Regions from separate parts of the Homo sapiens genome. Here region 1 is linked to region 2. Evidence: chromatin loops called from intact Hi-C (ENCODE). Cell type or tissue: endothelial cell of umbilical vein. All regions are shown on one strand.

Region 1 (5,000 bases), 710 kb before region 2:
GAGGGTGTGAGACTATATGAGTCCAGGAACCTTGCCAGCCTGCAGATGAGGAAATGCACAAACCTGAAATCTGAACTCAAGAAGTTCATGCTCCTGACCTGCCTCCAATTCCACCCTCTCTCCTCTCTGCGAAAGAGCCAAAGTCCCACTAGCCCTGGGAATGCTTGGCCTTCCGCAAGATGGGGGCACTGGAGGCCTCCACAGCCAGGCTGAGCAGGAAGCCCTCCTGCCCGTGGCTGGCTCTGCAATTCTCCCTTCCTGTGGATGTGCTGGGAACAGCTTCCCTTTTGTTTTCCCCTCTGATCCCCATCTGCTCAGCAACTGCCCAAATTCAATTCAGGCGTCGCGTGCCCCCAGCCTCCAGTCGGGCATTGTCTCTTAGGAATCACTCCAATCCCCCCAAACAAAAGCCCTCAAATCTGAATAAACCCTCTGACATCAGCCTGGCGGGTCAGGAAGCTGAGCAGGACAGTCCCCACTCCCGCCTCTTTTAAACCCTTTGGCTTTGCTGACCTTTGTCTAACCCCTAATGCAACATAGTCTCCTGTCACTGCTAGGCCAGACACCACATTTCCTACTTGACTTAGCCACTCTGCTGAGCCAACAGGCCACCTCCATTTTGGGGGGACCTGATACTTTTCTTTTTTGAAGTTCAACTTTGTCCTTTTACAGAAATTCACCTCCAAAGTGTCTGATTTTTGAGAAGTTAGCTCAGGATAGCACCAGGCAGGACCCTGTCCTTATCTCTGCCTGGGGCAGGCTAGGAAGCATATTACTGGAAGTTTTTCAGCTACATAATTTACTTCCAATTCACTTTGCTTTCTCCTCCTCATCCAAAGAGATTCTGTCTTCTTCTAGGTGTAGATTTGCTCCAGTTTAAACCTTTAATCACAGGAATTTCATTGTTCATTATGCTTGGATCACATTTAAAGATAAAGCTCTCATCTCCTAATGGTGCTTTTGATCGAACTTAGCTGGTCAGTTTTGCTGATTCCAAAACCTAACAGAACAGGCAAAACATCTACCAGAAACTTCACTTCAAGTTTGGTGCCATATACGTGCCCGAGATGGGACAGATGGAAGGAAGATGCCCCACTTATCCTTTTTTTGTAAATTGGTCTTTGTCTTGCTTGGACATGACAAGAGTCTTTGCTTTGCTTTCCATCTGGCAAGACTTTGCTGCTATTTCAATACATTTCATGACTCATATTTCAATTTATCTCCACAGTTCAATCACTTTATAGAAAATCAAGATTAGAATTCCCCAAAAGTTTCCTTCCTGGAAAAATTCAACTCACCATACACCATAAAAGCCTGGTAGCATGGTCTTCAAATACCGTCTTAGAATGGAAAAAAAGAGGCTTTGCAAAGAAACATTCTCAAAGGTTTCATGCAACGAACAAGAACAACTTGTTGATTAGTCAACACAGTACCCATTTATAGAAAGTTTCCTACGTGTCAGACAGTGGTTAGGTGTGTGGCATAAGTGAGACCTATCTTGCCCACACAAGAATATACTTTTAGATTTTCTTAAAGAAAAAGAAGCAATTTATTGGGTTCCTCTAACTTTTCTGTAAGAAAGAGAAAATCCCAAACCACCCCACTAGCAGAACAACAAATGGTTCAGGAATAAATCAATAAATCACAAATCTGACTCTGACTCAGAAGGAGCAACCCTTCCAGTACTTTTTCCTTCCCTCTATACTCTACACATGGATCTCTGACTAGGTAGAGACAGCTGGAGATGTTATTGCCCAGGGATGAGCTGGCTGTAAGAAAGAGCCAGTGCTTTTGGAACACACATAGGTCCGAATGCAAGTTTTTTGTTTGTTTGTTTGTTTTTTGTTTGTTTGTTTTTTTGAGACGGAGTCTCGCTCTGTTGCCCAGGCTGGAGTGCAGTGGCGCGATCTCGGCTCACTGCAAGCTCCGCCTCCCAGGTTCCCACCATTCTCCTGCCTCAGCCTCCTGAGTAGCTGGGACTACAGGCACCCGCCACCACGCCTGGCTAATTTTTTGCATTTTTAGCAGAGACGGGGTTTCACTGTGTTAGCCAGGATGGTCTTGATCTCCTGACCTCATGATCCGCCTGCCTTGTCCTCCCAAAGTGCTGGGATTACAGGCGTGAGCCACTGCGCCCAGCCCAAATGCAAGTTTTTAAAGTTCATCACCAGCTACAGACACAGGGAAGACCTGTCAAATGAATGAAGGGGGAACTTGGCCAAGGAGTTTAGGGAAGCAGAGGGAATGAGTTAAATGTTCCCTTCTTCGACATTTCAGGAAGGAGGCAAGTCAGTGGTTATTTCTGACAATACAGAATCTATTCAAGAGTTACCAGCTGGGTGCAGTGGCTCATACCTGTAATCCCAGCACTTTGGGAAGCCAAGATGGGAGGATCACTTGAGCCCAGGAGTTCAAGAACAGCCTGGGCAATGTAGCAAGATCCCATATCTACAAAAAGCTTTTTAAAAAATAGCCGAGTGTGGTGGTGGGCACCCGTGGTCCCAGCTACTTGGGGGGCTGAGGCAAAATGATTGTTTGAGCCCAGGAGTCCAAGGTTGCAGTGAGGACCTGTGATCACACTGCTGCATTCCAGCCTGGGTGACAGAGCAAGACCCTGTCTCTAAAAGAAAAAGTTAGCATTCGGCCACTCCTCACCACTCCCCAGACTGAAATATACCATGGTGGGCGCTATCCCAGTCTGAGGTTCTTGATCAATCAACTCACCTTAGGATGTCAAAACTAGAGCAGACGAGAAATATCTGTTAGCGGTGTTTGACTAGGGATGGTGCTGCCCCCTACAGGTATATGGCAGTGTTGGGGGTGCTTTTGGTTGTGACTAGGAGAGGGCCTTCCTTACTGCTTCTAGTAGGCACAGAGATTCTAGATGACCTGGAATGCTCAGTTCATCCCATGCAACAAATCATTGTTCCACCTGATCCACCTATCACACCCCAGCAGAAGCAACCTGTGACCATCATTTTATAGAAGAGGGACAAAATCTCAAGAAATCCCCAAGGTCAGAGGAAATGGTGGGATATGTTTGGGAGATGCTTTCAGGAAACATAGTGGGAGAGGGGGTAAGTGAGACGGGGAAGGGAAGGAAGCTATAAAGGTAGGTTATGAAACAGGTTTCTGCCACAGGCAACTGAGGTTCAATCTTGTTTGGAGACTCTGGGAGACACTGTAGTACACAGCTCAGAGCTGGCCCACCTGAGAAGTGAGGAAGCTAGGGTATTGATTCTCCAGCTCTCATCTTTCATTGACTGAAGGCTGTTCAGGAACATTAATCCCCAGGCACTCTGGGCCTGCCCTGCTCGAAGGCTGACAGAAAGCCCTCAGGAAGAGAACTGCAGACACTTGGAGTAGGACACTCTCCAGGTGTGCACTGGGACACCAGATGCCAAGAACTTGTGGGTGGGCACCAATAGCATCTGCTAGAAAAGCAAGGACAAACATTGAACATGAATCTGGGCACTTATTCAGTTCCTGAATCAAACAACCAGGGCCTGTGGAAATTGTTGGAAATGATTTTTTATAAACTTGCCTTTATGCTTGGAAGAGTCCATACAATTAAATTTTGGAACCCCACAGTGGATTTGGCCAAGGGTCTCTCATGAAGCCATAGACCCTGGGGAGTTGCCATTTATGGGGCCACTAGAGTCATTAGAGTCATAACTAGAATTTTAACTTCTCTCTTTGAAGACATTGCTGCTTTCTGAGCTCTTGTCCCTAACTTTCAAAACAGGAAAGCTACAGCAACACAAAAATCCACCAAGAGCCACCTAGGTCTCCAACATGAGGGCGTGTGCTGGCTAAGCAAAGGTAGCTATAGGCCTGGGGGAAGAAAAACATGGCATTACTTCCCAAAATCAATGTCCCAGGCATCGCTAACCACACTGGCCTCCTTGTGACCTTCTTCTTCAGGAGGCATTCTCTAATGTTCTCTCATCAAAATATACAATTTTCTGCTCATGAAATCAACTCATAGTCTCAATCCTATGAATTCCTTCCAAAGACCCACTGGCTGCCAGGGCATCATGAATGCATCCTGGGCAAAGTGTGTTAATGTGAGAGTAGACACACGTGTGTATGCACACACACACACACACACACACACAATGACCTTTCAGGCAACAGTCCGAAGAAGGCTTTCTTCCTCTCAGTAGGTTAGAGAACTCATCATCAAAAGGGAGAAAACAGTAAAATATCACACTTATAGACTCCCTTAATTAGGTTTTGTAATTAATTCTGTTAAGTGCTGACAAGACTTTTGCTCAAGAAAAGTGCATATTAATGGCAAGAGAAGAGAAACAACAATTTATTGGACATAGTGTTAGACATTTCTGTATTTATGTCATGTAATCTTCAAAACAGCCCTCAGAATAGGCATTACTATTAACCTCATAGTGCAGGCCATGAAAGCAAGACTTAGAGAGGCTGTGGGGGCTGCCCAAGGTCATGGGACCCAAAGGGCTGTGTCAGGAAGCAAACTCAGTTCTCCAAGACCCAAGACCATGCCTATGACCCCAGCCCTGTCCATCTTCCTAGCAGGAGTCATCACTTTGTGCTCAGTACTTGAAAGTGATTATTCCCTGATTGCTTTAAAAGTCATAATTTTAAAAGTCAACAAGGCCAGGGCCAGTGGTTCACACCTGTAATCCCAGCACTTTGAGAAGCAGAGGCAGGTGGACTGCTTGAGCTCCGGAGTTCAAGACCTGGGTAACATACAGAGACCCTGTCTCTATAGAAAAAATACAAAAATTAGCCAGGCGTGGTGGTGCATGCCTGTAATCCCAGCTACTTGGGAGGCTGAGGCAGGAGGATCACTTGAGCCTGGGAGGTCGAGGCTACAGTGAGCCATGATCGTGTCATCGCACTCCAGCCTGGGTGACAGAGCAAAACCCTGTCTCACTCAAAAAAATAAAAATCAACGAGCAACCTTACAAAAAAAGGTTGCCGAAAAATCTGTAAAGGACTTAAGCACACAGACTCACACACTG
Region 2 (5,000 bases):
GATGATTAAAAAGAAAAAACAAAAAATTCAAAGCTTACTTTCAATTCTTGCTAGGATATGAGTGTCAAAAGACCTTTACATGTCTGAACTGTTACCAGCCTACTCAAAATATTGATTTCCTATGGGAAAAAAAAAATACCACTTACTTTGACATCTAAATCCAAGGGCTCAAAAGCAAAGAAGGTAATAATGGCTCCCATACCAGGTGAAGATCCATTTCAAGAGTGCACTTATAGTCTAGGGCCTTGGGAGTTTGTTGGGGCATAAAGGGAGTTTATTGGGGCATAAAGGGCATAAAGGGAGTCTGTCCCATTCTAAGAGGCAGATTCCTTCCCACGGCTCTGCTCCTTTCCTTCTTCCCCTGTTGATATCAATGAATCTTTGGATACCTATTCCCTCTTCCTTTACAATCAGCCAAGGTATAAGTGGTTTCCTAAAAGTACTTAGCAACTGAATGGCTGGGGGTGGGCCAGTGGAACTGGGCAATGCTCCACCCAGGAGCTCAGCAGTTCTCCCTTCCCAGACTGTCTGTTACTAGTTTCTCATTTCACTGCAGCTTTTCCTACTTGGTGATCAGCTGTATCAGTGCTCAGCAGAAAACTGGCAATTCTGAGCTTCCTAAGCCATGGCTCTAAGCAGGAGGGCCTTGAGCGTAGATTCCCGGGAGCCAAGTATGAGGCAACTAAGGTGCTCTTCCTTGAACAGGAAACCAAAACTTACGTAGAAAGAATTGGTCTTACATTTACAATGACCTCACACAAGGCATCAGGCCAAGCAAAATAAAAAGCAAGGCAGTATCTGTCTCCAAGTAGAGACAAGGATTTATTTCAGATAGGCACAGGGTTGATTATGAAATCAGATAAGTCCCTCCTGAAAAAAACAGACAAATGAAGCAACTAACCTTTAACGTCTTATTGTGACGCTGAAGTTCTCTGCAAAGAGATTCTAGCTTGCTTCTTGCCAAGATAGCCTTGCTATGTTCACTCTGCAAGTGAACTTTCTCTTTCACAATCTGGGCTTGCTTCTTCTGCAGGATCTTCATTTGCTTCTGAACACTCCTGCTCTCCTCCAGCTAAAATTCATAAGCACTTTGTATTTAGGAAGTACAGTAAAAATCTTACAGTTATGGCTAGAATTATAATGAGAGCTATGGAACACATTTTCAAAAAGTCAAATACTATGGTTTAATATATTATTTAAATTGTTTCATGCCATGCTACACTGCCACCCTTCTCTTCTCTCCTCTTCCAGTTGTGACAAAAAAGTAAGCAAATTTAGGGCAGCAGAAAATAATCCATCTTTTTCTTTTTTAAAAAAAAATCCTTTAGACAGATTTAATTTTCACAACCCTTTATTATCCAGGTTTTATAGAAGAAATGTATAAGCCTGGAGACATTAATAAGTTGCCTAACATTCTTTAATTAGTACAGATAATCAGTAAGGGGTGAGGTGGGATTTGAACCCAGCAGCCTGAATCTCTGGCTTTCTTGACTTCCGTATTGGCCTGCTATCCCCTGGGGTCCTGAATTTTGCCAGCTTTCTGACTTCAGACACTGATCACAGATCTTCTCCCTGCTTTCAACCCAACAACTCACAAGCAACATGGGCTCCTCAACTTCCAGCTATGATCTTGTGCTTTTTGAAGGATGATGCCCTTCAACTGGATACCTCCTGCCCCTGAATTTTCCTGGGCCCACTGGGAACACTGCCCAAGTATTCCAGCCTTAACCCTTTGGAAAATAAACCAGCTCCAGTTCTAGCTGAAACCTACTCCAATGTTGAAGGCCAGGAGTGACTCAGTGCTAAAGCCAGGCATGTCCCGAATTGCTGTTTGCTGGGTGAATGTCTGTCTAGATCATTTCCTACCTGGCAAAAAACCCGCTGAAATCCAAATATTTTAACAATCAATTTATTGTGCTTTGGGGTTTTGATTTTTTTATTTTCATTATCATTTTTTTAGATGGACTATTATTCTGTTGCACAATCTCGGCTCACTGCAGCCTCCACCTCCCGGGTTCAAGCGATTCTCCTGCCTCAGCCTCCCGAGTAGCTAGGACTACAGGCACCTGCCACCACGCCCAGCTAATTTTTGTATTTTTAGTAGAGACAGGGTTTCCCTATGTTGGCCAGACTGGTCTCAAACTCATGACCTCAATTGATCCACCTGCCTTGGCCTCCCAAAGTGCTGGGATTACAAGCATAAGCCACCATGCCCGGCCGGGTTTTGCTTTTTTGAGATGGAGTTTCACTCTAGTTGCCCAGGCTGGAGTGCAATGGATCGCGCCATTGCACTCCAGCCTAGGCAACAAGAGTTAAAGCGATTCTCCTGCCTCAGCCTCCCAAGTAGCTGGGATTATAGGCATGCGCCACCACACCCAGCTAATTTTGTATTTTTAGTAGAAATGGGGTTTCTCCATGTTGGTCAGGCTGGTCTCGAACTCCCGACCTCAGGTGATCCGCCCACCTCGGCCTCCCAAAGTGCTGAGAATACAGGCATGAGCCACCGTGCCCAGCAGGTTTTTGTTTTTTTAAATGATGCTTTAGGAGTCGATACCATCAAGTTTTACACCCACAGGCTACTATACTGAAACAGTCATCAGAATCTAAAACTCAGTAAACAGCACTCAGGGTTCTTTGTAAGAAGAACTGCTGCAGTTTTGGGTATGGAACAAATCAGTCTGTTTCAAGGTTAAATCAACATGAACAGATAAGATGGCAGCCTTACTGACCTTTCAATAAAGCTTTTACTGAAAAAGAAAATGATGCTGAGTCACAATTTGAAGAGCAAGAGTGACATCTTGTGGCCTACCAAAACATATCACGCATCCTTACAGCCACATTTACAGATATTAAAAACACCTTTACTGAAATTCTTGCAGGAAAAAAAATCATTGTTTTTGCATAATTTTGTAAAGCAAAATTACTGCGAACTGTACACGGCTGCCCAGTTTAAGAGGCTGCAGGTCCGGCACATACTAGCTGTAATTTCACCAGGGTGCAGAGCTCCTGCCTTTCCTGACCCAGGGTTAGCGCAATCCTGAATCCGGCGTTCATTATTCCTTCGCTTTCCTTTCTATATAATTTCATTTCATCTGTGTGCACTTCTCTAAAAAAAAAATCCTTTTGGTTTTAGCTGTTTTGACTTTATTGTAGCTAGTGCAAATGAGGAATTGAAATTTTCATTTAATTTACACTAATTTAATAAGCCACATGTGGCTGATGGCTACTGTCTTGGACAGCGCAACTCGATTACATTGCTAGGACTCATCCACATTGTTGGCGTGTAGCTGCAGATCAGGACTTAGCAGATTTTTTCTGTAAAGGGCCAGCAAGTAAATATTTTAGGCACTGCAGGCCACATATGGTCTCTGTCACGTGTTCTTTATTTTTAAACATCTTAAAAATTAAAACCATTCTTGTGGGCAGTGTAAAAACAGACTTCGGATGCATTTGGCCCACAGGCTGTATAATATTCCACTTTTTAAAAACACAGCACACACACAAACATACCACACAAAGTGAGAACCTGTCTCTAAAAAATAAACAGTGAGCCATGATTGCGCCACTGCACTCCAGCCTGGGTGGTAGAGTGAGACCCTGTCTGAAAAATAAACAAACAAGTAGATAAAAAATAAAAACACACCACACATACACACAAAACTCTTTATTAATCCATCTTCTTGCATCAACAGGCATCTGGGCTGTCTCTAGGTTTTGTTATTACTCACAGTGGTATGAACATTCTCATGTGTTTCCTGGTATACACGTGTCAGGAATTTCTCCTCTGTGCAAACATCAGAAATGAGGTTGCTGGGCAATGATTTCTAAATGTTTGATTTCACATGACAATGGTGAATTGATATTCCCAACAGCAATATATAAGAGACCACGTAGATCCACATCCTCTCCAAAATGATCAGATTTCTTCATTTATGCCACTACAATAGACGTAAAATGGCATCTCACTGTGGTCCTAATTTGCATTTCCCTAATCACTTATCAGGTGGAACATCTCTTTGAATGTTTATGGACCTTTATGTTAAGGTATCTTCGTATCTTTGTTTTTCCACTTCTATGAAATGTCCCTTTCATGTCTCTCATCCAGCTTTCCATAGGGCTATTTGTCCTTTTCACATTAGTGTTCTTTAGATATTCTTGATACTAAATCGCCTGCTGGTTATATTTGTTGGAAATATGTTCTCCCCAGTTTGTAATGTCGTCTCACTTTTTTTTTTTTTCTGAGATGAAGTCTCACTCTGCTGCCCAGGCTGGAATGCAGTGGTGCGATCTTGGCTCACTGCAACTTCCGCCTCCCCAGTTCAAGCGATTCTCCTGCCTCAACCTCCTGAGTAGCTGGAACTACAGGCGCGCAAACACCATGCCCGGCTAATTTTTTTTTTTTTATTTTTTTAGTAGAGACGGGCTTTCACCATATTGGACAGGCTGGTCTTGAATTCCTGACCTCGTGATCCGCCTGCCTCAGGCTCCCAAAGTGCTGGGATTACAGGTGTGAGCCACCGCGCTTGGCCATCTTCTCACTTTTTTTCAGGGCATCTTTTGACGAAAACAAAGTTCTTAATTTCAATAAAGCAAATTTGTACAATCTTTCCTCTGACAGTGCTTTTTGTGCTATAAGAAATATTTCCTAAACTCAAGGTTTGAAAAATATTTATCTATTGATAAATCAAAATAATATCTACAAATTTCAAAGCTTAATTTTTGACATTTAAGCCTTTAATCTATTTGGAATTGATTGTTGCCTCTGGTGTGTAAGGATCTAATTTTACTTTTTCCTCAAAAGGATAACTTTTTTTTTTTTTTGGAGATAGCATCTTGCACTGTCGCCCAGGCTGGGTTGCCATGTGGCACGAACTCACTGCAGCCTCCAATTCCTGGGCTCAAGCAATCCTACCACTTCAGCCTCCCAAGTAGCTGAGACTACAGGCGTGTGTGCGTGTGTGTGTGTGTACAGGGTCTTGCGACGTTGCCCAGGCTGGTCT

The links. Peaks named below come from ENCODE experiments on the same cell type or tissue, not always from the same donor. Only the 100,000 strongest peaks of a DNase experiment are listed, where the experiment ranks them.
Region 1: it touches region 2 in a loop (9-fold over the local background); 1 of 110 quality-filtered maps calls a loop at or near these places.

The regions. Positions count from the first base shown.
Region 1 is chrX:17,533,215-17,538,214 of GRCh38, reverse strand. All of the region lies in intron 1 of NHS (NHS actin remodeling regulator), which reads right to left. The region is part of intron 1 of LOC101928389 (a long non-coding RNA gene); the gene reads right to left. Among named protein-coding and RNA genes, the nearest start is that of NHS-AS1, 23 kb to the left of the region's middle. In endothelial cell of umbilical vein, a CTCF peak has its summit at 2,789 (motif pointing left); a DNase peak (open chromatin) is centred at 2,794.
Region 2 is chrX:16,824,166-16,829,165 of GRCh38, reverse strand. It overlaps TXLNG (taxilin gamma), which reads right to left. Exons shown (of 10, transcript NM_018360.3): 4 at 902-1,072. Among named protein-coding and RNA genes, the nearest start is that of TXLNG, 40 kb to the right of the region's middle. RefSeq lists enhancers at 155-654, 1,785-2,300. In endothelial cell of umbilical vein, a CTCF peak has its summit at 2,838 (motif pointing left); DNase peaks (open chromatin) are centred at 835 and 2,725; H3K27ac peaks cover 3,802 bases.